Regions from separate parts of the Mus musculus genome. Here region 1 is linked to region 2. A link is a loop called in an ENCODE intact Hi-C map of the cell type or tissue named here. Cell type or tissue: gastrocnemius. All regions are shown on one strand. Links, peaks and the distances in the headings refer to the core of each region. The heading gives the core; the rest is flanking DNA. Region 1 has its middle 31 kb from the start of Tcerg1l. Region 2 has its middle 58 kb from the start of Gm51411.

Region 1 (2,917 bases), core at 226-2,725, 830 kb before region 2:
CTATTGGTTCCTGGTGGAAGAAAAAGCCTCAATACTTGGGGACTCACTGTATCTGGCAGTGCTTCAAAGCCTCTTCAGCTTCTATTTTAATAAGGTGACATTGAAAATGACCCTAAATTTCCTTTCAAACTCAGAAAAAATGAAAAATCTCTTCAGATATTCCCTGCCATAAAACTAAGTCCAAATGTTAGGTGAGGGAAAGCTAAATTATAAACCAGGTGCTCGTTGGGTTGCCCCATGACTTTAAACCCTAAATTGATGTAGCGAATGTGATCATTATTTTCTGTCAAGCACAGGAGGGAAGCGCGGAGAAATGGCTCACGTTCAGCATGTTCCTTTGATTTCTGTATCATCAAATGGTAAGAAGGAAAAATGGAAGCTACCGACCCAAATTTCAGGGATGCTACCAAAGTGGGATAAAATAAAGGAAACTCACCTCTCGGTAATGAATGACTTTCATAGGTGAGGGTCACTGAACAAAGAGAAATCTTGCACTGTCCGAGGTGCTGAAAACACAGGCTTAGTGTGCCTCAAACAAGCCCCTCTCCCATTCTGAGACTTGGAGGAATTCAGCTGTGGTCGTTAATATTGATTGTCAACTGGATTTGATTGATAAGTGCTAAGAGATTTATACAGCACACCTTTGGGTGTGTCTGTGAGGTTATTTCTAGAGATTAGATCACTAAGACTCTGATCTAACCAATAGATTAATTCCCTGATAGATTCAAAATATGATGGCATTGAGAGGTGGTGGTGAACGGCAGGACATGGGGCCTAGGTATATGAAGTAGCTCCCTGGAAGCATGTCTTCTAGAAGCATGTCTTTGGGGCTGTATCTTGGTGTGATTTCTTCCTTTTTTATCTTTGAATCCTGCCTACTATGAAATGAGCAGATTTCTACCATACGCCACTGACACCATGACGTTGTGCGAGTCAAGTATATGAGCTGAGCCTTCTGAGACCATGAGACCAAATAAACCTTTCTTCATTTTTAAAAGTTGCTTCTGACATGTGTTTTGGTCACAGTCGTGTAAAGGGGTCTTACACACTCATAAAAACCAGCAGCACCTGGCCAGGTTACAAAGCCTTTGCCAAACCTTGAGCACACAGATCATAACAAATTCAGAACGTCCTGAACCTCTCCCCTCAGGAAAAAAAAGAAACCTCACCAAACTCCAAAAACAAACAGACAAAGCAATAACAACAAAAAGGAAATCCTTGTATCCCTAGAGTTCATAAGTTGCATTCTAATGCAGAGATAATAATTAATGAATGGAAAATAAAATGAAAATGTGGTAAATTGGGTGGTAGACACTTTGGGAGAAACTCAAATGATTTGAAGGAGGCATAAGCCTTGAGGCAAGCCTGAGAGATGACTGCTCTGGACAGAAGATAGCCAGGCTGGTCCCAGGGGAGTGGGGCAATACAAACTGTAGCCAGTTGATTGATTTTTTTTCCCAAGAAAGATGGGCAGAGAAGAAGCTACAGAGAGGAATCTACAGCATGAAGGGATGCTGGAACACTGGAGTTTAGGGGACCCTGGATGACCAGGGACATCTTGTGAAAGGGTAGTCAGAGCAGAGAGCTGCCCAGACAGCAGGTGGCGCTGGGGACCAAGTCATTTGGTGGTAAGTCTTAAGAGCTCTCTATCTTTGGATCATGAACTTTCCAGGTAGTGGATTAGGCAGGACAGGGCAGGGCAGGGCAGGGCAGGGCAGGGCAGGGCAGGGCAGGGCAGGGCAGGGCAGGGCAGGGCAGGGCAGGGCAGGGCAGGGCAGGGCAGAAGGGCCCAAAAGAATAGTATCAAAAACTCTGCACACTGAAGGATTTACTTAAGGTTAAATGAAACAATCAGAAAAGGGTGGAAGTGACACCCAAGAAAGTAAATGGGTCAAGGCCCCCATCTAGAAATAGTTTGGAAGATACAGGGTATTTCGGAATGCCTTGGAAAATTCCAGTCTGGAATGAGAAAACAGAAAGCCAAACCTAGGAGTCTATTTCTAACTGGAGTCCTGTGATGAGGATAAGGTGCAGGGGGTGTGTAAATTAGCTGGGGGTTGTGTCTTTTAGTGAGTGCATGCTTTGTGAGTCAGATCTTACGTGACAGTGGGCCATGACAGGTGAAGAGCCTTCTGTGTTTGCTGTCCCAGCCACTCTCAGCTTGCTGTACTGCTGGAAGAGGGCACGGCTTGGTCGCCACATATTGTTGGCTGATGTGTGAAAAGAAAGAAGGCAGGGAGTGTCAGGCATCCGCTCATATTCTAGCTGCCAGGAAAGAGCCAGCAGCCTGATGATGTTTTTTATCCAGCCCTTGCTGTTTGGCAGGTTGCACCAATCTTAAGTCTGTTTTCAAATAAAGAATTTGAAGCTCGGAACATTGACAGGCAGCCTCTGTATGAAGGAGCTAGAACTCCGATTGCCAGATTCTCCGTTCACACTGGTTTCCTTCCATCATACTGACAGAGTCACCTGGTGAAAGGTTGCCTCCGAGGGTTTAAGAGGAGGCCTGGCCGTCATGGATGAAGGTTGTTAGCTGACAGAGGTGATCTTAGCCACAGTCCTGTGATCAGTCAGAGCTGTGGGTCAGCATGGCTAGAGTGAGGGTCTGACAGTATTCCTGGATTGTGTCTGAGCTATATATCACCTACCCTGATCCACTGAGAGGACACTGTTAAAGTATTTTCAGAGTCACTATTCTGTTTCCTGTCATCAAGCCCATGCCTCCAGCAGTCTCTGGGCTGCCTCAGAAGCAAAGAGGACAGCACTCTGAACGAAACCCAGGTGTCTCTGTACTGCCCTGTCCCTGACCATGATCCTTGGGAAAGCAGGATGCTAGGGCCAAAGTTCACCAGCCACAATTTCCCCCTGGGTCTCCAAGGGACATGGCACCTGGCAGGGTAAACCTGTCTCTACCTCT
Region 2 (2,917 bases), core at 265-2,764:
CTCACATTCACTTTAGCTTCCTAGAACTGTCATGTTAAAGTGGCCCAGACTGGTAGCTACATAACAGCAGAAACCGAGGCTCTCAGTTCAAGAGGTCAGACAGCCAAGTTGGGCTGGATTCTGCTGAAGACTATAAGGAAGAATCTGTCCCCGCCCCTCCCTGTGGCTTGTAGATGGCCATCTCACATCTGTGTGCGTCTCTCCAAATTTGTACCTTGCCACGTGGACATCATTCCTGCTGGATTAGAGTCTGTTTTAATGTCTACTTCACCATGGTGACTGTTACACGCACACGTGTGCACATTCTCTCTCTCTCTCTCTCTCTCTCCCTCTCTCTCTCTCTCTCTCTCTCTCTCTCTTTCTCTCTCTCTCTCTCTCTCTCTCTGCATTTACTCATCTCCACCAAGAGAGTAGACTCCACCCTGCCCTGCCACTACTCAGGAGCTCAGGAGCAGATGTTGCTAGAAGAGGCTCAACAGGATTTGCCTGGCCAGGAGAAATATGGAGACAAGACTGGGCAGAGAAACAGACAGGAAGATGGAGTCCGGTAGCCTGGACCTCCTTCCCCTGTGCCCATCTTTAAAGCTGGACTCACAGAAGATCACCTAGGTTGTGGTCAGGCCCCTGTGGCCTTTCTGAGGAATAAGACCTCCCTTGTGGGACATTCATCCCAGAGCTGTCTCCAGGGGCAAAGAGAGGGTCAAGAAGACACATGCTTGGAAAGGCGTGTCTTCTTTGCAGTCAACATGTGCTCAGCACACAAGGCAATTTCCGTAGACAATGCACTCCCACTGGCAAGGACGGGACATTTTAAATGAAATGCCCTTCAACTGCTCTGTTCACAGATGCCCTACTCTTCTCAGGCTGGAGTGAGAGGTCATAAATCTTTCCATGCATTTATCATCGACGCCTGCTGCCTGCGGTTCCTCTACCATACTGCAGACACTGCCCTGATCGTAGACAGACTGTTAAACATCAGCTTTGTTTTGTGCTGATGATTCCCAACATCTTGACACCAACAATTAAAAAAAAAACCAAAAGACAAAAACAGGTCATGGTGGCCCATTTTACGCCTTCCTTTCTGGTGCCCCCATCACCAGCCAGTGAGCCCTGGTACCTAAATGTGCCCAACAGTGAGTAGGTAAAGATGCAGATTCTCCTTGGTCATAACAGAAATGGCAGGACAGAGGAGGTGGCCTAAAAACTCATGAGAATGACAGATATATTTCAAGGACTCTAGAACAAAACCCACAGTGGATCCCCACACTCCCCATTTCAGGCCAGCAGAGGTTTTAAAGCACACTACTCAACAGGGACATAAATTGAGATGACATATCACAGACCACAGACCCAGGGAGCGACAGAAAACCTAATCTGGAAAATACATCTGCCCTTGGCCTTGCCCCTTCCTTTCCCAGGAACTTGTTCCAGCTGGGTGATTTCCAGGCACAGTTAATCAACCCAAATACCCAAGATGGCACAGGAGGTTATGCCAGCCATGAGACATGGATCCAATATGCCACTGCCGATAGCAGACCGTGGGCTAAAGGCATTACTGAGTAAAGACGATTACACCTATGCCTCACAATCTGGAGTGTATAAAAATTGAGGTGGGGAGGGGGAAGATGACTCAATTGGTACAGTGTTTCCTGCATACGCAAGAGGCTCTGAGTTAAATAGCCCAGAACCCGTATAAAAGATCCAGGCCCATCAGTGTGCACCTGTGGCTCTAGTGCTGGGAAGTAGGAACTGGAGCGTCTCTGAGGCTCACTGCCGAGCAGTCTAGCAAGATAAGTAAGCTCCAGTGAGAGGCCTTTAATAATAATAATAATAATAATAATAATAATAATAATAATAAAGGTAGAGAGAAACTGAGGATGATGCATGATGACGTCAACCTCTGGCCACCACGCAGACACATGTAGATGTGATTTACACGTGCATTTACAACTGTACACACACACTAAAAAAACAGAGTGTATGTGTACACACTCATCTTGCAGCCCTATCGCCCAGTTCTAGGGAAATGGATGCCCAGACAGAGGCAAGCAGTCATGGACAGAAAGTAAGAACGTTCCTATTCTCTGCCCCATGCTGCATGAGCAGAGACACAAGTGTACATTCTCCTTAGCAGCCGAGAGAAAAGGAGCGTCTGTCTCAAAGCAGACTCCACTGTGACCTCCTTGCTCTCTGAACGCATGCCTCACCTGCGAGATAATGATGTCTACAGACTCTGGAAGCTAGCCATGATGGGCTGTGTACCCAGGCAGGACCAAACCGCACTCCAAGTCTCTATTTCCCATTTGAATCCACAGACTGTATAGGGCACACTGCCCTCTATAAGTGAGTAGGGCTGAGCCCAGAAGTTAGAGGAAAACAAAAGCCAAGGTCTCTGAGGAAGAGAATTTCATGTGCAGAGTCTGACTCTATAGGGAGTCATAACCTAGAGTAATAATACACGTGTGTATATGTGTGTGCGTGTTTGTGTGTTCCCATTCATCTGTGTTCAGATGCACACAAGCACACAGGGTAAGTGGTTGGAAAAACAAGTTCTGAATGTAGGTTCTATATAATTAGCAATAATGATACCTTTCTTATGAAAAGTCTGAGGCCCCTCATCTTAGGCTGGGAAGCCTATGTCTACCTTCAGTGTTCACATCACTGAGACTGTCCCTGCCCCCTTTCCCTCATAGATATTTGATTATAGAGTATTTAGCACCTTAGGTGAAGACTTGAGCTCTCAAACACCACTTAACTTCAGGAAAATCCATCTCTCGTCCCCTCTCTCACCTGCTAAGCAGGACAGAGGCTGTGCCTTGATAGACTGCAAAAGGCACAGCCATGCATTTTGGAAACGTAGGACAAATGATTGCAAGGGCTTTTCAAACCTGAAACTGAAAGAAAATCCTTTGCTCTC

What was found. A loop is a pair of places that touch in the nucleus more often than their neighbours do. Peaks named below come from ENCODE experiments on the same cell type or tissue, not always from the same donor. Only the 100,000 strongest peaks of a DNase experiment are listed, where the experiment ranks them.
Region 1: a loop joins it to region 2, with 4 times the contacts of the local background. A loop is called at or near these places in 11 of 42 quality-filtered maps.

Annotation. Positions count from the first base shown.
Region 1 is chr7:138,427,701-138,430,617 of GRCm38, reverse strand. No RefSeq gene overlaps it. Among named protein-coding and RNA genes, the nearest start is that of Tcerg1l, 31 kb to the right of the region's middle. In gastrocnemius, for the core only: a CTCF peak has its summit at 1,588 (motif pointing right); a DNase peak (open chromatin) is centred at 1,591.
Region 2 is chr7:137,594,295-137,597,211 of GRCm38, reverse strand. No RefSeq gene overlaps it. Among named protein-coding and RNA genes, the nearest start is that of Gm51411, 58 kb to the left of the region's middle. In gastrocnemius, for the core only: no CTCF peak of the experiment used is centred there; a DNase peak (open chromatin) is centred at 1,447.